2 separate regions of the Mus musculus genome follow, and region 2 is linked to region 1. A link is a loop called in an ENCODE intact Hi-C map of the cell type or tissue named here. Cell type or tissue: gastrocnemius. All regions are shown on one strand. Links, peaks and the distances in the headings refer to the core of each region. The heading gives the core; the rest is flanking DNA.

Region 1 (15,797 bases), core at 7,221-12,220:
GCCTCAGCTTAATGATCAGGGCCTTCTTAATCTCCCTCTCTCTCACTATGTCAATCAGCTTTCTTTGGAATTTCTCATCCAAAACTGCATGGGAACTAGAGGCTGGCGATGGGTTCTTCACTATGCCGTGTTGGGTCTGACAGTGTGTCCACACTTTGAAGTTGGTGTGAAACCTCTTGTGACAGATGTCACAAGCGTAAGGCTTCTCTGGGTTATGGTACATGTTAACATGGCGGTGAAGACCCGCAGTTGATCTAAAAATCTTAAGGCAATGTTTGCATTTAAATTTTTTGTTTGGTCTCGTCCCCTCCAACTCACCAAACTCCTCTCTGTTTAAGTCAGAATCTGGGAAGTTGCTGTCAAGGGAAGGAGGGCTCCTGCCCTCTTCACAGTTCTCTTCTGAGACAGCAGGCCCGTGTTCATTTGCCTTTGCCTTCTTCAAGGGTGACCTTCTGTCTGTCTGGAACCTTCTCTTTGCTGGGAGTCTGCTCATATCTCTCTGGTCTTCCTCTGTTTTGAGGGGCAGGTCTCTCGTAGCTGCTGCTGCTGCTGCTGCTGCTACTGCTGCTGCTGCTGCGTCTCCTCCCACAGTGACCCGGATGATGTCTGAGGGGTCTGACAGTGGGCTGCTGGGTTCCGTCTTAATGCGTACCTCAGTCACAGGGGAGGCTTCCTCCCTGTCTGTTGACTGGGAAGCACTAAAGGACCTGAGGCGATGAGGCTGGAGCACTTGAGGCCTGTCATCCAGAGCTTTTTTTTCACTGCAATCTTTTAAAGATGACTTTTGAGACATCGAACAGAACACACTACCCGGTGCCTCATTTGCCGCTGTGGATGATCCCTGGGATGACTTCAAATCTATGGAGGGGGAGTAAACAGGAACCTGGCTGTCCATAGACAGTGACCGCCTGAGGAGGCTTTTCACTAGTGGGCCACTTCTGTCAATGCTCTGGTTTGCAGAAGCAGGCCCACCAGAAGGGACCACCAGCCCTAGCTTAGAGTAGTAGAGCAAGTTCCTATCCTCTCCCTGACCGCCTCCTTTGCTAGTTTCTTTTAGGAGATATGGAGTCTCTGATGAGCTATGAAGAGACAGAACAGGGGGCCGTGGTCTCTTCAGAGCCAGCTCTATAGCTTTCCCCTTGGGAAGCTGGCTGCTCACCCCTGGTTTATCATCTGTGGCCTCCCTGTCCTGTGAAGGCTTTGGGGGCAGGACTGTATTTCTCTTTACCAAACTGCCCCTATTAGGATCATCCAAAGCCCCAGCCTGTTCCAGAGACTTTGCATATACTGCAGCACTATCCTTTGTCCAGCTCTTTTCAGTTAAGGGCAGACTATGAAGCTGCTCTGGCGGCTTGGCCACATGTGGCTTACTGATGGTGGTCTTGACTGAAGCACTGGGGGAGGCCCGGGCAGTATGGCTGAGGTCCTGCATGGCTGGACCACTGGCTTTCCCTGGCACTTCACTTCTGCCCTGACACACAATGACACTTCGCTTTTGAGAGCTGGTTTCATCATCTTCCACTGGCACTCTTTTCCTGTTGGGACAGGCTGGAAAAGGAGCCTGAGGGGCTTTGGCAACGATGTTGGTCAGGAAGGAGATACCAAGGCTATACCCCAGCTCCTGCACAGCAGCAAGGCTGCCCTTCTCCACAAAAAGGGAAGAAGAGTAAATGTAGTTCAGAACGTTGTCAAAAGCGTCAGGCTCACAGAAGTCCAGCTGAAAGACAGTCTGTGCCTCGTTCTCCTTATTCGTGAATAAACTCTGGAAGTACTCACTGCTGGCAGCCAAGACGTTCTTATGAGCTCGGAATTTCTGGTCCCCAACAATCAGGAGCACGTCACACAGCTGTCCCTTGAGGCGCTCCTCATTGAGGGCACTGAGCAGAGAGATAGCATGTGCTGGGTTGATGTAATGCAGCAGTCCCTCCATCCTGCACTTTATCTGAAAGACAGACGGTGAGGCCATCACCATTTGTATTCTACCAAAAGGCCTGCTCAAAATTAATAGTTATAGACAGAGATGACACTTGAAGATTAAGTTGAGCATTTAGGGTCCTTACCCATCTGATGCTTAGTTACACTTACTTTATTCATGAAATAAGTATGAATTGTCAGAATTTTTAACCTGGCTGTAAAGCTGATTAAGGGGTTTGAACTGAAAGGTCACTGAAATTTTGAGAGAAAGCACCTTGGTGGGCTAGACACTAGATTGTGGTGCCAGCTTCAGCCTGTGAGCTGTACATAGGTTTGTGTGTGAAATAACAACTGTACTTTCTTGCAAGGGCGTGGCAAAGATCAAATGAACGAGTATCTACTGTAAACACTCAACAAGTGTGCTGCTAACTGCCAGGACTGCAAGAATAGGTTTAACTTAGTAACAAAGGAGAAGGTACAGATTACCACCCTATCTCTGGTGAACTAGGCAAAAGCAGGCTTTTCATGTGACATGATGTGTGGGCTCTGCTATATGAGCACCTCCTTTCTGTGATCTAGTTTTATATCACTGTCTCTATTTACAATATTGTCATGAAACTGGGGGTGTAGTTTGTAGTAGAGTACCTACTTCGCACATGTAAGACTCTGAATCTCATTACCAGCACCACAGTGTGTGTGAGAGAGTGTGTGTGTGTGTGTGTGTGTGTGTACATACAGGTGGGCTGGGCAGAGACAGAAAGAATCAGACACTATTTTTTTTTAACTATTAGAATGTATCCACAGTGACTAGATACATCTTTGATAGATTAGTCTAGAAAGAGACTGCTACTGAGAACCATTCTCAGCACCAGATGCAAGTCAACAAGTCCAGAGCTCCCAGCTCTCCAGGGTCAGCCTTTACTAGTCACTTGGAGACTATGCTCTTTGGCTTTCAGAGAGAACAGAGTGCAAGATGCAGACAGGGGTGTGGCTCTGCCACTGGCCTTTCAGCTCTGCCCCAAGAAATGAAGCTAGCACCCACCAGGTTTTCCTTCACTTGCCTGTCTTCCTTTAACAGTGACATGCAGCTCTTTTACAGTTGTAACAAGGGCTTGGATGAGATCCTTTTTTTATTCTAGCCATTTCTATTTCTCACTCACTCCCAGTTCACTATAGGAACCATACATCTGTGTAAAGACACAGCTCATCTTTTACAAGGGTCAGCAGAAAAGCACTGAACTAAGACTATCTCAAGGCTGATTCAGCCATGCATTAGCCGTCTGTAGCACTGAGAATTTCTGAAGATGTTGACATAGGGGAAACAGCAGACCAGAAGTAATGATTGGGCAGATATTTGTCAAGTAGTTCTTGTTTTTAAACTCAATTTAATGATGTGAAAACAGCAATAAAAAAAAAAAACAGATAAAGCACAAAAAGAGAAAATGTGAGAAAGTACTAAATGTGGCAAGGGCTTGGGAAACCTGTTTCAGTTACAGACAGACATATCCCTATGTGGAAGCATGCATTCAGTTGAGTTGTAAAAGCAGTTTTCTGGGAGGTAAGAGTCACATGTGTTTTTGGCTAGTCAGTCACTCTGAGCCCTAGTCTTTTCCCTGCACAGCAAACAGAGGCAGTGACAACTTCCACACAACACTGCTGAGGGGCAAATGGGATGATTATCCCATCACTCACTCAGCTCCTACAAACAGTATCTACCTACCGTCCATTAATCTGGTCATGGAAGTACATTTGGGAAGACTCAAGAAAGCAGGGCATGAGCCTGGGGATTTTGAAGAAAAGACAACACAGCAGAGGTAAATACTAGTGTGATATAAAACTGGAGCCGAGAGGGGGGAGTCATGGACAAGACCATCTCAGGAGTCAGACTATAAGGCTGGGTAGCTGTGAGGGGGTTTTACTCTGTAGGAAATAGGTAGCCACTGGAGGGACCATAAGCAAAAAACCTGAGTTATGTCTTAATTATAACAGTTCTGGCTTCTTTGCAGATGACAAAGCAAAGGGCATAGGAGGAGTCTACTGTCATGATAGCAGTAGCATGGGGTTGTCATTGAGGCAGAGCCACTGAGTTTTCTAATGAAGTAACTACAGAACAATGGGAAGAGTCAACAAAGATCTGACAGGACAGGGAAAAGGATGGCCTTTGAGATGGATCTGACAGAGAAATGAGACTGCTTCCCTAACTCTCCTTTTCTAAGGGACTCAGTTCTGACACTCTACAGCGAGTGACAATTCATCAATCTTCCTTTGTGCACATCTTTTTATTTCCTTTTTTGAGCTTCCTGGAATCTCTGCCCAAACATCTACATCTAGACCATTGTATCAGGCTCTACTTTTGAGAGAAAAACCAAGACACCAAGACGACCCAAAAATACAGATGTAAGCTATGATCCACCTAGAATGTACTAAAACTCTACTAACCACAGCCTAGTTCCTGAAGTTTAGTCTTGCACAGGAATAGCACACAACAATCTGTTGACAATATACATTATGTAGATACAGAGAAATGTCTATGGATATCATAGGAGATGCAGTACAAGTGACAGCCACTAGCACCAGGTGAAAGGCAGACGAGGGAACAAAGCTTGGGGAAGAGTCAGGCAGGAAAGGTGAGAGGAGCTGCAAGGAGTATGCGCAGCACCACAAACGAGAGCAAGAGTCATCCTGGGAACTGTCATCACCCTAAGGGCTTAGGTAATCAAAATGAAGACACTGCAGATTATAAGCAGAAGAGTGACACCCATTTCTACAGTCTCTACAGAGACTGGAGAGAAGGCCAAGTGGCATGGATTCACCTCTACTTACGGGTTGCTTTTACACTTTAAGTCAATTATGAGGACTTGAAAGCAATGGCTCTAGTCCTGGTCTACCTAAAAACAAGGACTATTTGAATTCTTGCATTTTGATTACAGTAAGTGTAACTGCTTATTGAGTTTAGCAACTAAAGTATAGACACTGCTTGAGAGATCAAACAAAGAGAAAAGCAGAGCTGCGGAGTGTTGTCTGGCAATTCAGCACACTGTGGCTGTGGAAGTGCAGATGAATCCTCCAGACCTGACTTCTCAGACCTGACCCTTTGACATCTCAGCTGCTTAGCCCTCACAACAGCAGTTGTGCTGCTGGGTGTACTTTCTCAGTGAGTGTTAAAGAGTAGCAGACTCTGTCCTGTATGAATTCACTATCACTCAACAGCAGCAACAAATCTCATGTACATACCATGAAGCTATCACTGTCCCTGGCTTGCTCATCTCCACCTGACTCATTATGTAGAAATCCCATCAATCAATCATGGCAGAAAAGCCTGGAAAGAGCAGCCGAGACAAACTCCCCTAAAAAAAGATTCTGAAACAGGCTGACTTCCTTATTACTTGGATCTTCCTATAAATACCTTCCCAAACTCTCCAAGATGGTTTTACTTAATGTTTTCTGAAGATTTAAAAGGGGGAGAATGGAGAAAATTGTGATGGTGAAAGCTCATGGCAGACAGCTATCCATGGGGAAGTCTTCAGTCTACTGCCACCTATCAGGAATATAATCTTAACAGGACTGCTCATCCTTTCTGAACAGTAGTGTCCTTGCCTGATCAGTGCTAGCCCTACCTATACCATGTGTAAATCACATGAGACATAAACAAGGCAACTTGTGAAAAGCCCAGTCTACAGAGCAAATCCCACCTGGCAAGCACACATCTTTCTTCTCTCTTCCTCTCCCGAGTGTTTGTGAGCCCGCTGTACACTGTGCATCATAAGAGGTGCTGATGGTGGGAGGTGAGCTCGTTGGCTGGCTTCCTGTTCTCCTGCACCTCACATTCCTGTGACTGGGCAGACAACAATGTGATAAAGAAGGCATAGAGTGTGGAAGAACACCAGAAGGCTATCAATGTGGTCAGGAGGTGGTAGGGTGGAAGAGTGAGTGACTGGTGGGAATAAGGAAAGGCTTGGGATTTACTTCATATTGATGTTAAAGCCAAAGACTCATAACTTCCAGAAATTTTATATGGCCCAGGCTTAAAATCTTTTGAAGTTTGCCCTGGCCTCAAGTCAACTCCCTATAAGGACCCTAAAGCTCCTCACAGCTGGACTCAATAAAATTACTTCATGCCATCACACTAATGCCTATGACATACTAGATGCTGAGGTGAGACAGCTGTATCTTAACATAAATTAATTCAACCCAAGCATTTCCATCCTTATGCTACTTGGAATAAGGACTTTGAAGTTTAAGGAAGGTGGGCAATTTTGGAATAGAGTATTCTGGAGACAGATTCATAAGAAAGGGAAGCACACAGTCAGAAACTCAACAGGATACTATAAAGGGAAGGTGAGGAAGTGCAAGGATTCAAATCGATCTCCCCTATTTCAATTTAAAAGACTGGTGCCATAGCAAAAGATCTTTACAAAAGAGCTAGGCTCTGGGACTAGTCCAAAAATGCACACTAATAGCTCTGTGGGAAATGTCCCTTTACTAACCTAAGGCTAAGCTCTGGGAATACTGCCCCTCTGCAATGTTGAAGAATACTTACATAAGCCTAACATAACCCAGGAACTAGAGGGATGCATGTGAACATCAACATCCAACATTTAAACACACACACACATACACACACATACATACACACACACACACCCCTCATCCCCAAGCTCTCACTCTCTACATGATTTTACTACATGGTGACAGGAGGCTGGCTGAGCTTCAGTGTTATCATCACTCACCTGGTAACACTGCAGACATCCTGAAATTATCTAAAGTGCCTCTGGTTTCAAAGCCAGACAGGCTTAGGGGAATACTTCATGGTGTCAGGTTACTGTACTGCATTTCAACACATTTCAGCCTCCCTCTCTCTAGTTCAAATTTGGTTCAAGGGTAGATTATCAGCCTCAGTCAGGAGGATGGCTCCACTGTAACATAGTTTAGGCTCTTAGCTATGCTGCAAACAAGCAGCTTCTGTTGGTCTGTTCTGGCCACTCAGCAGCCATTGCTTCTTCTGCAGAAACCCTCTGCATTGGTCTGGAAGAATATTCTTGCCTAGCAAGTGCAACCTGATGGTTGTAGGAATACACCCAAGACCAGGCCAACTAGAAACTTTCTCCCTAGATTATGGTTCCTGCGAAGACAAAGGCAACAGTTGAGTGGAGCCGAATGACTGATCTCAGTGTGGTCTGAGAGCTCATGCTCTAGTGCCTGACTTGTACATTCCTGTAAGTGGTTTGGTTTTGTCATTCCTGGCCCAGGGTTTTTTTTGTTTTGTTTTGTTTTGTTTTTTTCTTGATGTTTAAGCTTTTCCTCGAGCCTCAAGAGATCATGTATTTTTCATTTTATTTTTTAAAATAAATCCCCTTTTTAACCAGTCAGTTTCTGTTCTGCCTTATTTCTGCATGCTTCTTGCTCTTGTCCTAATCTTTCATGTTTGTCTTTCATATGCTAGATTCCTCAAGAAAGGCTTCCATTAGTGCCCCAGCATACACTATCTTCCATGAATGCAGCTTGCTCACTGGCCCTCTACAAGTGCAAGGCATGGTTAAATATATCTGAGGGGTGTTAATTACATTTTTTTTTTTTTTGAGACAGGGTTTTACTGTGTAGCCCTGGCTGTCCTGGAACTCACTCTGTAGACCAGGCTGATAATTACATTTTTTACACAGGGATATTCAGAACAGAAAAAGCCCTGTTGTCTAGAGATAAGGAAACCCCAAAATTCAGTTTCAATGTCTTAAATGTCTTCATGGAGACAGAGGTGTAAGAGCTGGTGTAGTTCCCAGCAGTGCAGAGGGAGCTTAGGAACCACCTTGATATAATACTGAATGAAGTTATAGTCCTGACTATCTTAGTTAAAACAGAACAGGCTAAATATAAAACCTATTAAAAAAAAAGCCTCTACAGACTCCTTTATTCAAACTACTCTTAAAATTCTTTAGTTACCTACTGTGGCTTTTTCCTGTTTCTGTTCCTGAGACACAACCTGCCCATCTGACCTCCTCCACTACTCAATCTGAACCGTCCAGATTTTGCCAAACCCCTTTTGCAGCGCAGATCAAGTTCTAATCCTTAAGGACTCCTTTAGGGCTAAACACTCCCAGTCAACATCCTAGTTTGTTTGTTGGAAGTCCTAACTTCTGTACCTTACAAAGGAATCATATTTGGAGCTGAGGTCTTTAAGACACAGCTAATTAAGTTAAAATGTGTCTTAATCCAAAAAAAAAAGAGTGATGTCTCTGAACAAAGACATTAGATCAGAGACAAACATGGAGGGAAGATCCTATGAGGACACACAAGGACGCTATCTGCAAGCCAAGGGAAGAAGTACAGTAGAGACCTGGCCTACCAACACCACTTTCATCTCCAATTTCCAGCTTCTATAACTGTGAAAAAATAAGTTTCTATTATTTAGGTCACTGAGTCTGTATACTAAATTAAAGCAGGCCAACTAAACAAACACAGTCCTAAACTTACTTAAGCTTAGAACAAGTAAGCAAAATACATCATGTAGCACATGTCTATAGTGCCAGTTCTTGACAGACTGAGGCAGGAGGATTATGAGTTCAAGGCCAACATGGGTTGGAGTCTCTTGTCAAAAAGGCAAAAAGCAAATGCCTACTGCCAACAGTAGGCACAACAGTTATCACACAGAGCAGGTACACCAATCAACACATTATGCTTATTCCCTGGCATATGCTAGTTGGCTGTGTGTCCCGCCAGGACTGCAAGCTCTTTAAAGTCCAATATATTACTTTTGGCACTCCTCATGATGCCCAAATTGAGATCTTACACAATACATATGTGATTATTTTTCACTCCCTACTCCAATTTAAATTAAGGAGTAGAAATGAAGCTTTTTGACTGCTTACTCTAAATAAAGCTGGCCACTTTACTGACCTGTTTTAGACTACAGGGGTTTTTCCCCTAAATTATTTCTCTAGAAAAACCCAAACTACAGACTAGCATACAAGACTTCTCTGACTGATATCAACTCACCTCTGTACCAAACCTGGATGGCTGTGGTAGTTTGAATAGGCCTGGCCCCAATAGATTCACATGAGTGAACTCATAGGGAGTTATATTATTAGGAGATATGGCCTTGTTAGAATAGGTGTGGCCTCCTTGGAGTGTGTCACTGTGGATGCAGTGAGGTCTCCTATGCTCTAGCGATGCCCAGTGTGGACACAGTACCCTTCTGCTGACTTCAGATTAAGATGTAGAATTCTCAGCTCCTCCTTCATTACCATGTATGCCTGAATGCTTCCATGCTTCCCACCATGATTATAATAGACTAAACCTCTGAAACAAAAAAACAGCCCCAATTAAATGTTTTCCTTTATAAAAGTTGCCTTGGTCATGGTATTTCTTTACAGCAATAAAATCCAAACTAAGACAGTGGCACTCCTTACCATCTAACCCACAAATCTGCACTTCCAGTTTCTGAAACCCTAACGTGTCTTTTATCTCTCCTTTACTTGGCCACTTTGTACAGAAGGATTCAGAGGGAACTATAAAGCTTTTGTAACTTGCCAACAGCAACACTTCACCGCTCTGCAATGACCCCGTGGTGATCTCAATGCATCAGGTTTATATGTGGCTCCCTCACAACACCCCACATGCTCTCCCAAAAAGCCCTTGTTTTCAGTTGTGAATTCCTAGCATAGGACTTAGCAGGTATCTACCACATAAAGAAAGCTCACTAGACTTGGGGATTGGACTTGTTGATCTTTATCTCTCCAGAGTCTGTAGAACCCAGCATGGGGGCGTTTTCTCAGCCTTTCCTGAGCTTTTGTGACTATATTAACAATTGGACTGACTCCATCTGTATCTCTGCTCAGACTTCTTCAGGCCCCACCCCCTTCCTTCTAAAGAGATCCATCTCAGTGAAGTCACTTGTCCTACATGGCACCTGTGATCCACACTTTCACACCTGTTTGTCTTCAATCATCACCTTCTTAGGTTGGATGATGCCAGCCATATCTCCTCTGGCAGAAAATTATTCTTTCCTTTGCCCTTTGGCCAATCTCTGATACTTGTAAATCCAGCCCTTTAAGCTCTAGTACTGGGACAACTAAAATGGCTTCTCAGTTATCTCCTTGTCTAGAGACCTCTACGCTACTTCTTTTGTTGCTGTTGTCATATCTAATATTCTCCACCACACAATACTGTCAGTTCCTCAAGGGAGAGTTTCTATTAACAATTTCTATTTCCTAAGAATGACACTCCCTATACTTTCAATAAATACTAAATGAAAACACTATGCTGTTAAGTGCATCGGCTGAATTAAAGAGTCATTTTTACGTAAGCCAAATTTCTACTTTAACGTCAATATTTAGGGGTAAGGTTAAGGGTAATGATTAATCACTAGAAGTGGAGGAAGGTTTTCAGTGGAAACACTAACATGGATTAACCTACTTTCAGCCTCTGAAACAAGGTGGGAGGACCATGAAACAAACCCAGGAACTTATGACTCAGGGTCATGCTGATGAACAATCACCAGACTATGCTGTAACACAGATAGATGTCCAAAGATGTAGAAGCGATTGGAGTTCATGCAACACACAAAAAAATGCCAAGCTTCAAAGGGCGGCTCAGTGTCCCCCAACACCACCCCTGTGTCGGGCAACCTTAGGGAGTACCTGTTTAAGGCTCTCTGTACACGTTCTGTAGTGTGCGGTTCTCCAGAACCCAGAGCCTCGGGGGCACATATGTGCATGGTTCTTTGATTACAAGGTGCAGTCTCTGCAGAGGAAGCACTCAAAGGTGCTCCAAATAACCAAGCCAGGGAGATGGGGGAGACCCCGGCCAAGATGTGAGCTGCAGGGAGGTCTTCCGTGCTATGTCCCCGAAAGAGGGTCTTTCTCCTAAGAAAAGCCTTGGGCCCGAGGGTGGGGGTGAGGGGTCCGATAGGGTGTGCATGGGCAAACGAGGTGGCCCCAGAGGTGCTGGCTGCCAGGCTGTCACGTTCCAGCCGCTGCAGGTGTGGGTGCCGCCGCCGCCGCCACCGCCCGCCAGTTTCCCAGCCCCGCGCGAGCGCGCGCCGCCCGCCCGCCCCAGAGAGCGCGCCCTAACCCGCAGCGGCGTCTCAACGGCTATGCTGTGGCCAGCACCCCAGACGCACACCGCGGCTACTCAGGCCGCCCGGGCCAGGGTGAGCAGCTCAGCGGCCTGGAGGCTGAGCATGCGTAGGAGCGAGGGCGAGGCCAAATGCGGGCAGAGAGCATGCGCAGTGCTTGGACACGCTCGACTACGTGGGAGTCTGGGCATGCTCGGTGAGGACCGCGGCCCCGCGCACGCGTAAAAGGGCCCGACGCCCGCAACCCACTGGTGGAGGAAAAAAAGAAGAGAAATCACCTCAGAGTTACGTCAGGAAAGGCCGCGTTTTGCGGAGAGGCCGTAGTCCCCGACCGGGCCCGACGTCCTCCTAGGGCGCGGAGCGTGACGGTTACTCACCGCTCTTCAGCCCTGGGGCAGGCGCCAAGCCCCTTTCCGCTCACACTCGGCTCGCGCAACCCGCAGCCTCCACTGCCGCTGTGATTCCATCCATCTTGAATTTGACGTCATCCCACACCAGGGATGAGGTCATCGCAAGCAGCGCTCGTCACGTGCGTGGCGCTGGGATTGGGTGCCGGGCGGCTGGGGGCGGGCCGAGGGCGGGCCTGCGGGAGCGCGGCCGCGTTGGGTCCGGCGCGTTGGTGCCTCTCCGGTGAGGCGCGGGCACGAGCAGCAGAGCGTAGGGACGCCCCCAGGGTACGCATGTGGTCGCGGAAAGCCCCTGAATGCGGAATGTGGAGCTATCGGGAAAATAGCTCATCTCCATTTCTTCCTCCTGGAGAAAGCGGCAGTGAACAAGTTGGGTTCCCAGGTTCCCCTTATTCGCTCTGTGGCTTTTTCAAACACATATCCAAACCTTACCCTTTTAAAATGGTGTTGAAGCTGGGAAGGGTGGTGCATGCAAGGAATCCCATCATCCAGGACACTGAGGCAGATTTCCCGTTAACTATTCTGAACTACAGAGTGAGGCCCTGGCTCATTTCAAAACAAAAGACAAAGAACGATTAACCTTTTTCCCTGCAACACCAGTTCTCTTTTAGCCTCTTTGCATGAAAATTACAATGCCATTTGTCAGATGACTGTACGCCAAAACCAGGCAGCTGGGTAACAAATGCCAAACTACAAATTCCAGCTGTGAAGAAAGGGTCTCTAGGCCACGGAAGTTTTCTAGAGCCTGGAACATAGCAGCAGACAGTCTCAACAAGTGAAATTTCTGTAACAGACTTTAAAAATGCCTAGATCCGCCGGGCAATGGTGGCGCACGCCTTTAATCCCAGCACTTGGGAGGAAGAGTCAGGCAGATTTCTGAGTTCGAGGGCCAGCCTGGTCTACAGAGTGAGTTCCAGGACTACAGAGAAACCCTGTCTCCAAAAACAAAAACAAAAACAAAACAAAAGCCTAGATCTTAAATTAGGTGTTCTATGTTTCAAGAAGTGTGTGGTTTTCAAGTATGCTTCTGAAGGTGGGTTTTAACTACGTGAATCAAGGTGAAACAGCATTATGAAGTGTGTGAGGGATATGTGGAGAAAGGAATCTTGCAATAGGTAGATCCATTGGGGGGGGGGACAGACTCCAAATGAATAACTCTGAGTATTTAGTTTTTTTTTTCATTTCAAGACTATGCCCTTTAGAATTTCACACTGAAAGTTCTCTTCTGCAATCATTCAAGGGTTTTTTTTTTTTTTGGTTTGTTTATTTGTTTGTTTGTTTTTAATGTATTTGTATTTGAACTGTATGGCAGTTAAGCAAGAAGTGGTCTTGTAAAGAGGGATTTGAGAGGACCACACACCATTGGGCCTCTTTTTTACATGCAGAAAATCAGTATGGAGCTGCAGAGCCTATGGCCCAGAGAGAAGCCAGATTCGTTTGTTTTGTTTTGTTTTGTTTTGTTTTGTTTTGTTTTGTTTAACCACATGGAGTGCAAAGCAACCTCCCTCCAACTGTTTGCCAGCTCAGTTGCTGTATCTGCAGTGCATGCTGCCTGTACTCTGGTGTCTCCATGTTCAAACAAGGTTGCCAGTTCTCTGAATCTGACCTAACTGCCAAATACAACAGAAACCTTTGGATCTTTCATACACCTCTGGCTTATGATATATTATTGGTTCCTTCTTCTAACTCAGTGACAGTGCTGTGCCACTTTGCCCTGGACTTCCTGCCCCTGGTTTGCACCTTCGTGGCTTCCTGTATTATTTCCTTTGCTACCTGCCCATCCACACACTTTTCATTTCTGAGGTCTGTGGTCTTACTTTGCGTTTCTGAGGTCTGTGGTCTTGCTGGTCCTGTTACTCTGTGCTACCTCATCTATGCCAGGGAAGATACTCTGGCAGTACAGTCACTTTAAGTGTGTGTGCCCACACCCATGTGCACACACAAAACTTTCTAACTGCTCTTCCAGCCTCCAGGTTTTACTCCACCCTGGCTTTGCAACCAGGGTGGAGACTTATCTTATTTTAAGATAAGTCTTAAAATGCTACCTTACTCCAGTGTGAACACTAGGTTCTCCATTGTTTTTAGGGGAGAATTGAACTTCATCCTGTGATGACTTAATAGCTTGACCCCCATCTGTGAAAGCAAACCTTGCTTGTTACCCTTCTCAACTCACCTCTGGGCTTCAGGTATGTTGATTCCTCACTGGAGCTACCCTGTATCTTCTACCTTGTCCTGTCATCTGTAATTGCTCTGGGATTCTGTTGCTTCTATGCTCTTCCTGTCACTTCAACTTTATTCTAGGGTTGATGCTACACCTCTGTGCTCATTAGTGCCTTTTGTGGGGTTTGTCTATTGCCACCTGTATGTGCCTTTGAATTTGTCCCCCATAGGCTTCATGCCTGGCTGTGTGTGGAAGACCAACTCTGACAGTGTGGTCATCGATCTAAGGAGGGGATGTGGGGTTGGTGATAATGTAAAGCAGGCGCACACTCACACCTACTTGGTGGATGAAGCAAGCTTCAATGAGCAAACTCTAACAATGTCACACATATACATACATACACACAACATACATACATACATACCAAACATATATTCCTACATTCATACACATTCACGCACATTTGGTAGATGGAGCAAAGCTTTAACAAGCAGGCTCCAACAACTTTATTTTTTCTTTTAGCCTTTTTATACCATCTAAGACAAAGTTATCTGTGTAAGAAAACAATTACCTCATAGCCACAAGTTATGTATTCTCCAAAACCAGTCACCACAAGGACATACTCTTCAAGAACAGATTAAAATCATCACGCAAAGGAAATTACAACAGAATTATTGATTGTGTATTCTTCTTTTGAATCTCATACCTAACTAAACATTTCCCATCTATAATTCATGGTAATCACAAAGCAATAATGCTTTTGTCATTGTTTAACAACGTTTAAGCAAGTTTTTTTCCCTATGCTTAGTTGACGATTTTATTTACCAAGAAACAGATCATCTACCTTACATTTTCTTTTTGAAATCTTGTTCAGCTAAACTGGCTAATCATCTATTCTCTGTTTTTATAGTCACAATAAAATTATTTGCTCTTTATTCATAGCTTTGCCTTTTCATGGTGCACCTGTGACCACATCCCTAGATCATGAAATCCAGGAACTCAAACTGTGCTGGTTTGAATAGGTTTGCCGCCCCCTCTTCCCCGCCCCAGACTCATGTGTTTGAATGCTTGGCCCACTAGCAGTATTAGGAGGTGTGGCCTTGTTGGAGTAGGTATGGCCTTGTTAGAAGTGTGTCACTATAGGGGTGGGCTTTGAGGTTTCCTTTGCTTAAGCTCTATCCTTTGTGGAAGAGATTCTCCTCCTGGCTGCCTGTAGAAGACAGACTCCTTCTGGCTGCCTTCAGATCAAGATATAGAACTTTCAGCTCCTCCTCCAGCACCATTTCTGCCTGCATAGTGCCATACTTCCAGCCATGATGATAATGGACTGTACCTGTGAAACTGTAAGCCAGCCCCAAATAAATGTTTTCCTTTATAAGAGTTGTCTTGATCATAGTGTCTCTTCACAGCGATAAAACCCCAAGACACAGACCTAACCTAGAATGAAATGTTTTCTTTGAGCATTAATTTGTCCCAAGCCTATTTTTCTCTTCCTAGTACAATTACATACATGCAATTGTTGAAAGCTTACTGTATGCCATTTTTAACCTATGCAGCCCTCACTATTCTACAAGATAGGGTCCACATTCTACTCTTACTTCTAACTGTATTAATATATTTAATTAATTCTAACTTTAGAAGTTAAAATAATTAATTCCAACAAACATTTCCTTAAAGTTTTAATCAAGTACCCTAACTTCCTAAGACTATTTAAATAAAATCAGGCATTCTGTAAAATCATTGACTCATCTAAACAATATGGAAAATCTCCCAGTAGAGTGGACCATCTCCAGGAAGTTCACCTCCCCACACAGATTCTGAATGGCATCCACTATTGCCCCCTTTTAATCCAATAAAAGTGTTTTTCCATACAATACAAACAATTATGAAAACTTTCAGGTAAGATTTGCATTCATAATGCCCAGTCCATTTGTATTTAGCAACTTTGGAGAACATAATTTACTATCTATTCTACTTGGTGAGTTCAAAGTTCTGTATCTAAGTCACTTTTTCTCATAACTTGTATTTATCAACCTATAAATATATTTTTAGACCTTAACTATGAGACTATATCTACTTAGTCTTTAACCCCATCAGTGACCTGAGAAGGATATTACCTAAGGAAGCAGGAAGTGTAGAGCAAGCAGCTTCTAAAACTATAGACATGACAGGTTGCTGGTTGTAGTCTTGTTAGGTACTAGCTTAGTTAATTATAAAAATAAACTATATTTAGCCTCCTGTAGAC
Region 2 (15,797 bases), core at 5,328-10,327, 160 kb before region 1:
TGCTGATGTATGGTCATGGTCAATGGGGTATGTCTGGAGCCTGTTCCTGTATGTGGTCTGATCCCTTAGGGTCTACTTGTTATGCTGAATGCTGTTCACCTCATACTCCACCCCTGCAGATGTGTTACGCTGCTTACCTGGACAATGCCGATGGAAGATGCATCGATGGTGGTGGTCTCGGGGAGGTGGTCCAGATCGTCAATCCGAACAGCGAGGACCTGTGAGGGGCAGAAAGCAGTGGGTAGGATTGTTGTGCCCACCTAATGGCTGCCCTGAAGATGCAGCAGGAGTCCAAACTCACTGTGCACGGTCCACTGCTGTAGAAGACTGGCTGCTAACTGACAAACTCACCTCTGCTTCTGACTCCTAGGCTGAGGACTGACTGAAACTATTTCTAGAATGCTCTCTAGGGCATCATCCCTCAACCCTGTCCTCTGACCCCCATCTCAAGCCTCAGCAGTGTTATCTGGCCTGGTACGGGACACCTGATACCTGTCTGTTATTAGGTGGTTCCTGTCCTCAGATAAAGGCTACTTCCTCTTTCTGTGGCCTCCATGACTTGTGCTGTCAGTGAGGTATCAGTGCACCCACTGTCACCACGGGGAGCTGAGTGAGCTAAGATAGAGCAATAAGCCTGTCCTACAAGGAACCGCCAAAAGGAGGTTTGTATGGTCAAACGCTATACCCTTCACCCTTCAGCATAATACACACAGCTTTGTCACATGCGTATCAGCTTTGTGACAAAGGAAGGGTCTAGTCCTACCTTTCCTTTATTAGCCCTACTCAAGAGGGTGTTTAGCATGTGACACTCACACCATGACCTGACCTATGAGCCCACACAGCCTCCCACCAACCCCACTGTCCTATCCATGGTGAGCAATACTTATCATTGCTTATCTCATAACTGGAGACTGATTAAGTCATGCAAGGCAACAGACACAGCACGGGGAAGAAAATGAATGCCCGGGAAGGCATTTGAAAGATGAGCTGCCAAAGAAACCAGGTGTAGAGAAACTGCAAGACTGAGAGGAAGACTACACATATGACTTTACCCCAACAGCCCTTAACTCTGTTGCTCAGTGGAAGAAAGGAAAAGTGAAACTTCATTTATCTGGTTGTGTTGTGAGAAGAAAGTGGTTGGGCTGGGGCCAAGTTGACTGAGTATTTGCCTAGCATGTATGAAGCCCTGGGCTCAAGGCTCAGCACCACATAAAACTGGGTGCTGAGGTGCATGCCTGCAACCTCAGCACTCAGGGAATTGGAAGTAGGAGGGTCAGAAGTTCAAAGTCATCCTAAGATACATAGTGAGTTCTATGCCAGTCTGGGCTACACAAGATCTTGTCTCAGGAAGAAAAAAAAAGATACAATTCAGAGATATTAAGAATAGGGCTCTACCTTAAACTCACATTGTATCAGGACAAAGGTGTCTCAAGTGCCCACAGTAGGGCCAGGCCATGCTACGGAGATCTGGGAATGGGTCCCCACCAGGCTAACCTCGGGGTGCTTGCGTCGCATATGTCTGCTCATGGAGGCCCGGGTTGACACTTTGGTGCCACATAGTTGGCAACTCTGTGCTTCCACCTTGTCATGAGTGAGCTGGACGTGTTTCTGAAGCATGTACTCTGTGACGTACTTCTTGTCACACACGGAACAAGTCCACTGCTTGCCTACTTCTCACACAAGTAAATGGGGTAGAAAAGAGAAATGCCAGTTAATAGAGAGCTACTAACGCTTCATTCATCTTCCATGCCAAGCATCTACCATAACCTCTTCTACTCTAGAGATAGCCATCACCTGGTCAGACCAGGGGATACCACTGGCCCAAGACTAGCAGGAACAATTACTCATGGTCCTTGAAGAATGGACACTGGAAAGGCATAGTGGGACATGACATGACCATGACGGTCCTATTCTGCAAGTGTTTATGAAACAGAGCAGGTGTTCTCATCTCTGTACACTTGCACAGCCTGGACCATCCTTGAGACTCAAGTTACCTGTGTGGATGAGCTTGTGTGTCTCCATTGTGTTCCTCTCACTGAATGTCTTCCCACACAATTCACACATGAAGTCTTTAATTCCTGCAGGAGAAATCATATTTGAGATCATAAGCTTAGTGACTTTTCAGTGTAAGTGTACACAGAACATCTCAGTCTCTTTATGCTTCAGGATTTTTAGTACCTCAGGGTAATGGTAAATTAATCAAAAGAATCAGTATTTATTCCAAAATGTTCCCAGAAAACTGTGACCTCAAATTTAGGCCTTTATTCATATTTTTTAAAATGATGAGATTTGTGAAGGCCTAAGAACACAGATGTAGAGAGGAGAACCCAAGGATGAAGACAGCAACAGTTTCTGTAAGGAGGATAATTCACCTACTTAGCCTCAAAAAGCCTCATGTAGCTTCTAAGACATGATGTAAGAGACTAAATGTCAACAGAAAACCAGGACCCAAGGCAAGAGTGGGAATGTCTCTATGAGAGACAGCAGAGCTTCTGTGGATACATGAAGAACCTGGGATCTCTCACCATTGACCGGCACACACACAGGATGAGCATAATCAAGCAGAATCATCCCAGGTCGCAAGGACGGTTCAATCTATGCAGATTGACAAATGTGACATGGTACATCAACATGATGAAGGGCCAAAACCTCACATGATCATCTCAAGTCGATGCAGAAAAGTACGTGATAAAATCAAATGTCCTTTCAAAATAAAGCATTAACAAAGCAGGTGCAGAAGGATCATACCTCAGCGTGAGGCTACGCATGGCAAATCCACAGCCAGCATTGTACCAAAGGCAGGCACTGAAGCAGGCTCTACTACAGCCTGAAAGAAGATGAGGTATTGGTGCCCATGCTTGTTCCTCAAGATAGCACCTCAAGTTTTAGCACAGCGATTATGCAAGAGAGAAACAAAAAACAAAAATGCAGGGAGAGTAGAAGTCAAATTATCCCTATTTGTACACAGCAGGTCTCCATGTGAGAAAGCCTGAAGACTCTCCTAAGATCTTATGAACTGATAATGAGGAGAATTACCTAACACAAAAAACCCAACACACAAAAATGTACATTGAAAGAACTGAAGGCTTAGGATGTGGCTCAGTGAGAATAGTGTCCATCTGGCATGCACAAAGCTCTGAGTCTGACCCTGTGCACCGCATAAACCAGGTGTGGCAGTGTACATCTGTAATCTCAGACAGCAGAGATGGGGAAATCAATAGTTACAGATCATCTTTAGTTACAGAAGGAGTTCAAGGCCAACCTCTTGAAATAAAAATTATACATCAACAATATCTGCTGGGGAAAAAATCATGAAAACATACATCATCTGCATGTATAAAAATGTTGTGAACTCTGTCATTTTGTACAGTAAATACACACTAAATTAAAAAAGAAAATCCTGAGATAAAGTAGGGAAGTTCAGGCTGGACACTTAGCAAATGCTTTTAAAGAGAAGAGCTACCAGGCTCAGGACAGGGATTCTGTCTGTGTTCCAGTTTCCACACAACAGAGCATGACAGAAGGCATGTGATCTCTCATAGGCACACACACAAACCACACACTATGTCCACACTGGGGAAAGGAGACAATAGAGATGCTGGGACTTGTGGAAGAGCAAACCCCTCAAATTCACAAGATCCCTTCAGGTAGTAGTAAACTTAATGTAGCCAAGAGTCCAGCCCCTGACGCTGCCACCAGGCTTTCCAACAGAGAGAACATGTCCATCATGTGCCTCAGGAGCACTGGGGTGTTACAGTACTGGTGGCTGAAGCCTGGGGAGCAGGTTGTAAAGTCTGCGGCCACCACAGCTTCAGATTACAAAAGTCACTTTTAATTAAAAGGAAGTCTTTTCATTAAAGTATACTCTATTTGTTGATGTTTTGATTTTTGGAGACAGTGTTTCTCTCTGTAGCCCTGTATGTCCAGAAACACACCCTGTAGACCAGGCTGACCTCAAACTCAGAGATCTGCCTGCTTCCTGAGTGCTGGGATTAACAGTGTACAGCACCACCTCCTGCCTTAAAGTGTATTTTAAATTAAAAATCATGAAAGCATCCTGACCAATACAGATGTGGATGCTCACAGCCAACCATCGGACTGAGCACAGGGACCCCAATAGAGGAGTAGGGGAAGAACTGAAGGTGCCTTATCTGGCATCAGTGGGAGGGGAAGTCCTTGGTCCTGTGAAGACATGATGTCCCAGTGTAAAGGAATGCTAGGGCAATGAGGCAGGAGTGGGTAGGTGGGTGGCTGGGTGGGGGAGCACCCTCATAGAAGCAGGGTAAGGGGGGATGGGATGGGGTTTTGCAGAGGGGAAACCAGGAAAGGGGATAACATTTGAAATGTAAACAAAATATTCAATTAAAAAATCATGTAAGCAATTCCAGTCACACTAGCTAATAAGAAACAAATACCTAGAATATAATGAAATCAGTGAAATGTTCCTACAATGAAAATTATAAACATGATAAAAACCACTGCAGCACCAAAAACTGCAGAGATGTTTCACATCCATAGCCTGGGCGGTGGTGGTGCACACCTTTAATCCCAGCACTTGGGAGGTAGAGGCAGGTGGATTTCTGAGTTCGAGGCCAGCCTGGTCTACAAAGTGAGTTCCAGGACAGCCAGGGATAGAGAAACCCTGTCTCGAATAACCAAAAAAAAAAAAAAAAAAAAAAAAAAAGAATGAATACTGTTAAAATGTTGACTCAACACAGGGATTTACAGGTTCAGTGCAATACACCAATACACCCAAGACGACTTCCTTTTTTTTTTTTTTTTTTTTTTTTTTGGTTGTCCGACACGGGGTTTCTCTGTGCAGCCCTGGCTGTCCTTGAACTCAGAAATCCGCCTGCCTCTGCCTCCCAAGTGCTGGGATTAAAGGTGTGCGCCACCACTGCCCGGCCACCCAAGACTTCTTTACAGAATCAGAAACACAATCCTGAAGTTTGAATGAAAGCCTGGCAGAAGTTTGAATGAAAGCCTGGCAGAAATAACAGAAATGACCTGACACTAAAGAGTCCTAAGTACAAAACCATGACAGTACTAACATTAGAAACAAACACACACACCCACAAAATAGAGCCTAAGATAAAGCCATGCATGTACAGCCAACTTTCAAAAATGGTGACATGGAAAATGGATGTCTACATGCTGAAGCTTCAAGCTTGATTCTAACCTCTACAAAAAAAAAACAACTTAGAACGGATCAAAGATTAAATATAATACCTTGGTATAATACCTTAAATACAATACCAGCTCAGAGTGAGGAGACAATGGACAGAATGGGAGAAGACACCTGTCAGCCAGTCATCTATTAGTTAATATGAATAATGTATAACAAGCCAACATTTTAGAAACAAGCAATCCAAGCTAAAAATCAGAAATGATTATAATAGACACAAATATAAGAAAACTGCTCATTACCATCAGTCACCACGGAAATGAAAACCAACACTAACTTCAGGGGGAATGCTGACTTTGAAAGCACTAATGGAGCTCCTAACAGCCACCTTGAGAGAGCTGATATGTGGGCATCCTTGACTGACACCAGATAATTGAAAATAAAATTTTCACTATGAAAAAAAAAAAAAAAGAAAAAAGAAAGAAAAAGAAAACCAACACTCCAATGAGGAGCCAGCTCACCCTAGTTAGAATGACTATTATTAAAACTAAAAACATGCCAGGTAGGGGGTGGTAGCAATGGTGCACACCTTTAATCCTAGCACTCCGGAGGCAGAGGCAAACTAATCTTAATGAGTTTGAGGCCAGCTTGGTCTACAGAGTGAGTTCTAGGACAGCCAGGGCTACAGAGTGGGGTGGAAAACACTAAAGAGACATGGAAAAAAAACTCACACTGATGATGATGCCATAGGGTTTTGATCCTGTGCAGAAATGGAGAGCCCCAGTAAGTGGCTACGATTTCCAGGGGTCCATTGGCAAACTCATAAAAGATCTCTGGCGCAGACATTTGCAGTGGGGTTTTACTTGTATACACAGGGTTACAGTGCTCATGAAGTAAGGGAGCTCTGAGATGCACAGCCTCATCCCACATCAGCCAGGATAATAGCAAGCTTGGGGCTAGGAACAGAGAGAGAAAACCCTGAGGAACTCGCTCTAGGGCTATTTGGTTTTGGAGAGTTGGGACACCTGTGTGCCGTTTGTAGTGCTTGAGCATGTTGACCTTCTGTGCAAACTTGCGGTGACATTCCTTGCACTCATACTCCTTGATGCCTTTGTGCAGCTTCATATGGTGGCGCAGTGCATGCTTGGTCTTCATACCTGCAGGGGGCAGATCAGTATGAGTGCCACACTCCCCAGAACTTGCCTCAGGTCACCTGAAGCACCTGTCTGAACCCAGACACAGAATGAGCAGAATCTTTAGAAGGCCACCTTAGAAGGCCACTAGAGATTTACTGTGACATTAAAATGGCAGTGTGTCAACAACAGCACCTGAGATGATGTAGTGATGTGTACAGGATGTCTATCTCGATGACATAAATGGTAACTAAGATGAGGACTCTAGATCTACATTTTTTTTTTTTAAAGAAAAGCCATTCTTTAAAAAAATATTTTTAGCTGGGCAGTGGTAGTGTATGCCTTGATCCCAGCACTCGGAAGGCAAAAGCAGATGGATCTTTGTGAGTTTGAGCCCAGCCTGGTCTACAGAGTTCTAGAACAGCCAAGACTACACAGAGAAACCCTGTCTTGAGAATGTGTGTGTGTGTGAGAGAGAAAGAGAGAGAGTGTGTGTGTGTGAGAGAGAGAGAGAGACAAAGAGAAAGAGAGGAGGGAGGAAGAGAGAGAGAGAGAGAGAAAGAGAATGAATGAGTGTGTGTGAGAGGGCGCTAACATTCAAGATCAGAAGACAATTCTCCAGAGTCAGTTCTTGCTACCCTGCAGGGTGCAGGAATCACTTATTACACGTATGTGGAAGCACCTCTATTCACCAAGCCATCTTGCCAGATGGATACTTTTTTGGTTTTGGTTGTATTTTTCTTTTTTCTTTTTTTTTTTTTTTTCGAGACAGGGTTTCTCTGTGTGGCCCTGGCTGTCCTGGAACTCACTCTGTAGACCAGGCTGGCCTCGAACTAAGAAATCCGCCTGCCTCTGCCTCCCAAGTGCTGGGATTAAAGGCGCGTGCCACCACTGCCTGGCCAGATGCTAATCTTAGACATTGAAACCAACCAAAATCTCACTGACTACAGGCTGATGTTGAGGAAAGGGTGAAGCACCCTCACCAGTCACCACCTAGTTGGGTGAAAAGCAGTGGTCACTAGCAGCAGCAGTACACCCAGAGTGCTCAAACATCAGGGCAGGCAGAGTGCAGTCCTTAGACCCTCCAGTAGACAAGCCAGCAGTGGTGTCACACTGAGTGGGCGCAGTGTGCCCAAAGCCCCCTCTCAGCTCTAAACTCAGCTGGACAATTGCTCACCCCGTCCCATTTCGTTACCACTTACATCTTTACCTGTCTCTCAGTGTGGAGAGACTTCAGACAACCCAGCTGGGCCATAGGGCCTGTCAAACTAGAGCCAGCAGAGGGCGCAGGAGTCGCACCATGTCTTTCAGCTGCCAGTCCCTGGCTGGCTAAGTGCCAGGCCTTTCTGACTATGGAAGAGCAATTTTACCTTAATTCCCACCTCTGCCTAATCCTCATACTAAAAATGCCATATATCTCCCACCACCCAAGGACAAAAACCACAGGTGATGAGAGATTCAGCCAAACTGTTCTCAATCCCTCTCAGGCCCTGCCTCCATCACATCAGGCTCTGCTCAAAACAGTGGCACAGTATTGTCCTCTGCCACTGCTTGTCTGTCTTGCAAAGGACTGCAGTCTGTTGGTACAAACCTCACCCTCACAGTTCTAACACCTATTCATGGTCTTACTCACTCACTCATTTGTTCTCATACCTGCTATGGCTCTGACTATTTGTGTGCCTGGGACTAGAGACCAAGTGGTATGTTAGACAGAACTCCCTGGTTTCACAGGGCTTCTGTTCTAAGTGAGACTGGGGGATGGGAGAACCTACATAGTATGTGGCAAGAGAAGGGAAAGCTAGGCAGAACCGGGCAGAAAGGGGCTTGAGAAGAGAGGTTGTACTCAAGGTCATAGAGCAGGAGGCCAGCCTGGGCTACACAGACCCTGTCTTAGACAATAGAACGTCATCAATTTGGAACATCCAGCTTTTCCTGCAGGCGATACAGATGCCTTGTGGATGATTTTGTGGTAAGTGATGTGATTTTGAGAAAGATTTCTATATCTGGGACCCTGAACCTCCTTTGCCAAAAAGACTCTCATGACTCCTAGCAGCACCACCCCCTCAGCCGTATGCACAGACTATGTCTATGTTCAGGTCTAGAATTTTAGTGATCATAAGCAAGCTGGGTGCAAGGCTGAACTTGCTCTGGTGGCTTGGGGTGTCCTATGACTCCAGGGTACCCTGTGGCCCTGAGGGACCTTCTGGTGCTCTAGGTACACACCCACCTTTCCCACACTCGGCGCACAGGTACTCCCGGATGTTGTCATGCACACGCATGTGCTCTTTCAGCATGTCCTTCCTGGCAAAGGACTTCCCACACTGCTCACAGGCGTGGCTTTTCACACCTATAAACAAACACAGGAGTGTCTGAAAGCCTTAGCTCGCACAGAAAGAGGTCTCAGCAAGAAGCCTATGTGGGCTGCCTTTTCAGACATGGGAGTCTTTGGCATGCGAAGGCCCTGAGGACCTGGAGTGGACACAGGTGGATCTGAAGGATGTGCTGCAAGTGTCAGGGGAGGCCAGGATGAAAGCTGGAGAGATGGGGACACATCCGAGGTGTGGTTGTCTGTGTATGGAGCCAGGGAGAATGATGGGGGGAATCCTGCCGCTGGGGCAGACGAGCTAGCACCAATCATCACAACAGGAGCATCTTACCTGTGTGGATGAGTTTGTGGCGCTCCAAGTTCCCAATGCTGTTGAATATCCTCCCACAGATCTCACAGGGGTGAATGTACCTGAAAGGAGAGGCAAACCTCAGGAGCTACACAGCCCCAGGGGCTCATCACCCGAGGGGTTCACTCACTGTGAAGGCCTTATCTGCTATGAGGGTATGTATCCTCAGCTGTGAGGGGCCTGTGTGAAAGTTCCTTTATCGATGGAGGTGAGGCAAAAGGTGTTATGACCTCAGCTTCTATAATGGGCTGAATTGTCTCCCTCAAATTGTTGTTTAAGTCCTAGATAAGAATGTGGCTGCATGTGGAGACAGACATTTATAGAACAGATCAAAATGGAGTCACCATGGTGACCCTAATCCTTAAGAAGAGGAAACAAGAGACAGACGTGTACAGAAGGCTGGTGCAGAGGAAGGGCAGGTGTCCCAGATATCTGGCATAAGGTGACGCAATGATTGTGATCTGCTAAGCTGAGCACTGTGGCTTTGCAGAGTCCCCCTCTTGCACAGAGTCTTACTTCTGCACGTTGGGGTCAGGCAGGTTCTCCCGGTGGATGACCATGTGGGCATGGTAGGTGGCCTTGAGTGCGAAGCGTCGGTGGCAGATGCTGCAGCCGTGGCCCTTCTCCTTGTGCACCTCCATGATGTGCTTCAGGTATTCCTTCCCACGGCCGAAAGTGAGCTGTGAGAACACAGGGTGGAGGCTGCTGACTCTCTGGCATCCCTGGGCATCTTTACTACCTACACTCGTGTCAGCTAGATACCCGAAGAGGGTCAGCTACTCATGCCAGAGGGGGGCTTGTGGAGGGATATGCACAGAAGTTTGCTGTTTAACAGGAGAGGCTATGGAAACTCAGGTTATGGACTGCTTGGCAATCATTGTCCTCCCTTTAAGCACGCACCCTGCCTTGTGTAGCATAGATACATTTCAGGCTGGCTGGATCAAGAGAGGGATGGGTCAAGGCATCCTCAATCTGAGGCCAGTGAGGCTACTGAGGCCAGTTCCTAAGACACTGGCCCTACCCTAGTAAGCAGTCCTGCTTATGGGTGTGCCAAACCACAAGTGGGTTCGGATGGGTGTGAGGCCTATGGTTACCATCCCTAAGCCCAGATGATATGAAACAACCTTCTTCAGTGGAGGAAACGCACAAAACAGTGCTGTGAGTTCCCCACAGCTCCATGGTTACAAATTTCTCCCTGGAAGCCATGCTTGGGGCAGAGTGTTGAGTACCTGGCACCTCTTGCAGCTGTACTTGTGTGGCTCAGAGTCTGCGCTCTCATCAGAGTTGTCATCATTCTCCTCTGAGGAGATCCCAATTTTGCCAATGAACTCCTCCCGCTGGTGGTCATCCATTAGCGCGATGTCCTGCAGAGGAGTCACAAACCCGGCCTCTAACACAGTGAACTGATTCGCTGGTCATTACTTTCAGGGAATGAGTTGTTTGCTTAGCGAGCTACACCTATGTCCCTTGGGATGGTACTAGGCCTGACCATTCTGTGGCACAGGCATTCACCAGCCCTCAGAGTCACCAATCCAGCAAAACCATCCCACCTGTGCCCAGGCAAAGTCCTGGAGGACAGCACAGACTGCTGCAGCACTGCACGGGACTCGGCCTTTGACTCAGACAGGTTCTTCTCCCACCTGACCTCACACCCAGTTCTCCACATCCTGGGGCTCCTGCACTACTCATCTTTTCCCTAAAGGCGGGGATGCAGCAGACTGCCACCCTCCCTACACCCATTGTTCTGGGGTAAAGGCCCAGCTAAGAGTAATCTGTCAGGTCCCACACAGGAAGAATCTCTGTTCAGGCCCCACAGGTGGACAAACAGATGTGCTAGTATAAGACTGTATGAAGAGCTTGCCAGTGCCCATGTGTTAAAATTTCACCCGAGGAGACACTTGAGGAAGCAGGCCCTTTGGGGAATGACAGGGTCTGACACCCAGAAGTAGGATAACAGCCTTTAGCAGTCTCATCCCTCCACCATGTGAGGACGCAGCAAGAGAGCGATGGATGGACGAGGATGCCTTCAACAGACAGTGAACTTTCCAGTACCTTCATCTCGAACTTTCAGTCTGTTGCTGGTAAGTGCCTCATCTATGTACTAAGAGATACTGCCCCAGGGTGAGCCAGGTCCCCAAGTGCCACCTGTATGGGAACTGCACCTTGAAGTGGACATGGATGTGGTCCCTGAGTACGTCCACTCGGAAGAACTTGCGCCCACAGATCTCGCAGGTGTACTTCTTGTCACCGTGGGTCAGCAGGTGCTTGTTCATGTTGCTCCGACAGGAGAACACCTGGGGACAGGGAGACAGTACAGTGAGGGCTAGGTTACTGGACATACACATAAGCTGATCCCTATGGCCCACAGGACAAGCTACTTCCAGGCCTAGAATACGTGGCAAGTTCTAGACTTATGGTGATTTAAACATCTACTCACACCACAACAGACACGCTGTTTCCAGCCTCTGCTGCAATGGAGTACAACAGAGTGCTTATGCACTTAAACAGCTCATCGGCACAGAGTCTACTGAGGAGCCATGAAGATACACCTACAATTTTCTCAAAATAGATACAAAAGAAGACACTCAACTCAGTTTGAATACTGCTTCATGTTCCTATTTCCAGCCCAGACAATGGATGCAGATTTACTCATGCATCCACACTAGTGCTCTGGGAGCCACTTAACAGGCCAAAATAAACCCTGAGCTGGAGCTAGAAGGATGTGACCTAAAAAGCAGATATGCAACCATCACTAGGGACCCAGGATCTCCACAGACCACAGAGCATCCAATGGCAGGGCTTGCCTCAGATGAGGTACCCCAGAGCCTACTTATCTATTGCCATAGGCTCTACCTCCTTGTCCCTGCACCATCTGGCCCCCAAACCCAGAGTTTAAGAGGCCCCACATGGCTTTGCTACTCTGCTGATCCTAAGGCTTTGGCTTGTTCTGTGGGTTGAAAGAAACCAGAAAATACCACAAAAGCAGTTTCTCATTTCCTCTAGAAAGCATCATTGGATCTGGCAGTGCTGCTACACGCTCACAGTCAGGAGTAGCTAGTCACGAGGGGCTGGGATCCTAGTGTGGTGGTGCTCGGGTGCCAATGCTATGCCATGCCAGTAGCTACTGTGTGTAGCTGGGACAGGCTCAGCAGTAGCTCCTTCTCTAAGCAACAACTGAGGCTGCCTGAGTCACATGTACAAGAGCCTCTCAAGAACCTATATCCCTAGTGTGCACTTGCACAGAGGACCCTTTCTAGAACTTGTATCCTCCAATGTGCACTCTGTGCAGTAAGGGACATGACTTCTATTCCTCTAGAGACACAACCAGTACTTCCAGTTACCTGACTTGTCAAAGATGAGCCTAACAAACAAGCAATGGCATTTCTAGTTGAAGGTAGGTGCTCATGTATGAAGAATGGGACAATGTGTATGTGGCAGCCAGGACAGGGGCTGGGAGCTCAAGATACCGTAGACACGAGCCAAGGCCAGGGTAGATCCTGTGAGGCACCTACACAACAGCACAGGTTACCCAGGCGAGAATACCTAGCATTGACAACCCAACCTTGATTACCATGGGGTTCTCTATGAAAATACTTAGCCTACCTTAGAAAATACTAACTTAGAAAATACTATCTAGACACTGAGCAGGGGTGGCCAGCACAGACGGCATAAAGCTCCAGAGCATCTCCCTTCTTCAACGTAGATATGAAGACAAGGTCCAGTCACTCAGGAGGACAGCATGTCCCATAGAGCAGATAGGAAAAAAGATTCTCAGCAGATTCACTGGAAACCAATCCCAGGTGGCAGAGACCCAAGTGTTGAATGTGCAACCTGAGGGATACTTCAGTTAAAAACACATGGTGCATACTGAACACTGTTGCCCTGGTGGGTGCATCTAACCTTCTGACACTGAAACATGGCATTGTCTACAAAGTTAACACTTAAGAATTGCAAGTAGAACTGAACTCCAAAAACTAAACCTCATTGTGGTGGTTAGTCTTCTGTTTAATGTGGCACAAGCTAGCATTATCTAGGGAAAGGGAACATCAATTGAGAAAAATACCTTCATTAGTTTGGCCTATATATAGGCAAGTCTGTGGGGTTATTTTCTTGATAATTACTGATAAAAGGCTCCAGCTCACTGTGGGCAGTGCCACCCCTAGGTTAGTTGTCTTGGTACTGTAAGAAAGCAAGCTGAGCAAACCATGGAGAACCAGCCAGTAAGCAGCACTCCTTCACGACTTCCTGCCTCCAGTTCCTTATGGAGTTCCTGCCCTGACCCCCCTTCATGATGGACTGTAAGTAACTCTTTCCCCTTAAAGTTGCTTTGGTTACCGTTTACCACAGCGACAGAAACCTAACTAGGACATGTGTTCTGTCTTAAATGTTGCATGTTTGTGTTAAGCTGCATTCATGGCTATCTGGGGATGCAAGAGGACTGCATGCTGCAGGCTGAACGTGCCTATAAGCTTCCTGGACAATGCTTTCTCCTTGTAGCTCTGACCTTGAGCTTAAGAGAACAGGGACTTTGCATCCAAAATCAACAGTCCCTGCAGAACATTACCTTGCCACACACTGGGCATCCAGAAGGTTCCTTCTTGTAACGAACCAGGCTTTCCCCGCTGGCCTCCAAGTCTTCTCTCTTCACCCGCCGCACACCTGAAGTCCCAAACCAGACAGGAAATGTGAGGCCGCACAACACAGATCAGATCCCAGAACTGCCTGGGAACTATGCTGGAAACATTGTGGTACCAGATATGCAAGAGGCTAGTGGAGGGTTGCTTAAACCATGGGTTCAGGGCTACTTTGGGCAACATAGCAAGACTAACCTACCAACCAAACAAAACAACTAGCCAACTAAACAAACAATTTCCTGTGAAACAGGCAATCTCTAAGTAAAGGAGAGAAACCAGGTGTCTTTTCTGGGCATTTCTATATAATCTGACTAAACACAGAGCTGGTAACCTTGGCATCAGGGAACAGGCTGATTCCAGGATTCTAGGACTAGGAGGCACAGAAGAAAGTGGATCTGAGGTTAGGGGTATTCTCAGCTTCCAGAGCAGCAAGCTGCTGCCCACAGCAATAGTGTAGGTCACATGTGAGTAGTGTATCTAGTCCAGCTAGATTCATCACAGAAAGCAGTGGCTTCTGGCAGGGCCCACAGCATACTTTGTTCTGAGCATCTGCTCTGTGTTGGGCTTGAAGGAAACTCGTGGTAAGATCAGGTCTAGCCATGACATTGAGCTCAAGAGGGTCAAATATCACCTCCCCTGTACAAGCAAGAAAACTAAGGTATAGTGACTTCCATATGGTTCTTAGAAGGTTGGGTGAGGCCCAGAGTACACTCTTAAGGACCTCATAAGACCTTGCTATATAAACCGATAGGGAAACCAGTATGTGTGTGTGTGGGGTGGGGGGGAGGGTGCTGGGAGAGATGCATGGTGGAAGCCAAGTGCAGGAACTTACTAAGCATATGACCTCGTCTTGTTTTCACAAACTCATGTGCATGTATCTAACAGTTATGCTTCCTACATAGCCTGAATGTGCTCTGTAAATAGTGTTTTCAAACACTAACCAGTGAGTGTTATGCTAGTGACAAAGGGGTTGTGACTCTTAGCAGGAAAATAAAGAGAGCCTTCATCAGAATGCTGATTGTAGCCATTTCACTTCTTATTCTACGCTTGCTGCTGCCTCACATGTGTGCAGAGAGCTGACTCTGCTGGGTCTTTCTCTGACCTCACATAACCTACCACGTAGACTGACGGCCCCCACCAGCATACTCCAATTCTCTTTACACGGCTGAACTGGCCGTATGCAGGACACCATAATGACCTTTCTTACAGCTCATCACACTAAAGGCATTCTTCACAGTATTAAAAAGTTCTCTAAAGAAATACTTCAAATAACTGTCTAACGCTAACACAGAGTAGTCCAGCTGTGCCTATCTGTTCCCCACTGCTCCTTCTCCCTGCTCACTGCACTGTTAATACTGTCTATCCTAGGAACCCTACGACTGGGAGGAGGGTCACTGGGTCAGAAGGCAGGATCTCAAGCCCCAAGCTCACCATCCAAGTGTCGCCTCTGGTGGTCCAGCATAACATCCTTGCGGTAGAACATCTTACTGCAGACCTCACAGGCAAACTTCTTGTCCCCATGTTTCTTCTTGTGCTTAGAGAGGTTGCTGTTGGTGGAGAAGAATCTGAAACACATCTCACATTGGAACGTCTTGTCATCTGTCCAGAGAACAAACACACAAGGTGTGGTAAATTACCCCTGACCAGGATCCCGCATGTGGGTCTCAACAGGGTGAACGGCACAATCAAGGCAGGAAACCAGCGGGGCACTGTGGCTCAGAGCTCATCTGCTGTGTGTGCTCAGCTAGACATACAAATATATACCGGCGTGTCAACTCTCCTCACCTGAAAGGCTGCCTCAACAGCTCTCTAGGTTCCTCTCCCTCTATCTGTATGCACTATAAGCTTCCTCAGACCCAGAGGTGGTCTGTGTCCTCAGCATGCTCTACCTACTTCTCCAGCATAGTTGCACAGGTTAGCCTGCCTCCTCTCTGCCTGATTATCTCTTACAGCACCCCTACAGCAACACCCACAACTTCTCTATCTTTCTGAAGAGCTGTCTTGGCCTAGGCCTCCCACCAAAGGACACATGCTCCATACTCACTCAACACATACCCCATAAATACACACACACACACACACACACACACACACACACACACACACACACAAAACCACATTCACACCCATCTCCACCCCTATTCAGCACATAGCACATAACCATACATATTTACACTACAAGAAGTCAGCATCCCCATATCCTGGCCCCCACTTTAAAGTCCTTCCTGAA

The links. Peaks named below come from ENCODE experiments on the same cell type or tissue, not always from the same donor. Only the 100,000 strongest peaks of a DNase experiment are listed, where the experiment ranks them.
Region 2: a loop joins it to region 1, with 2.4 times the contacts of the local background. A loop is called at or near these places in 2 of 42 quality-filtered maps.

The regions. Positions count from the first base shown.
Region 1 is chr16:97,951,152-97,966,948 of GRCm38, forward strand. It overlaps Zbtb21 (zinc finger and BTB domain containing 21), which reads right to left and starts at 11,471. Exons shown (of 3, transcript NM_175428.4): 1 at 11,263-11,471; 2 at 5,607-5,749; 3 at 1-1,942. The coding sequence starts at 5,678. In gastrocnemius, for the core only: no CTCF peak of the experiment used is centred there; DNase peaks (open chromatin) are centred at 9,675, 11,160, 11,513 and 12,086; H3K4me3 peaks cover 2,233 bases; H3K27ac peaks cover 2,821 bases.
Region 2 is chr16:97,797,560-97,813,356 of GRCm38, forward strand. It overlaps Prdm15 (PR domain containing 15), which reads right to left. Exons shown (of 24, transcript NM_144789.2): 12 at 14,999-15,166; 13 at 13,498-13,592; 14 at 11,096-11,227; 15 at 10,163-10,297; 16 at 9,450-9,613; 17 at 8,916-8,995; 18 at 8,486-8,605; 19 at 6,151-6,282; 20 at 1,995-2,078; 21 at 1,495-1,670; 22 at 138-218. Among named protein-coding and RNA genes, the nearest start is that of Ripk4, 42 kb to the left of the region's middle. In gastrocnemius, for the core only: a CTCF peak has its summit at 7,529 (motif pointing right); a DNase peak (open chromatin) is centred at 7,563.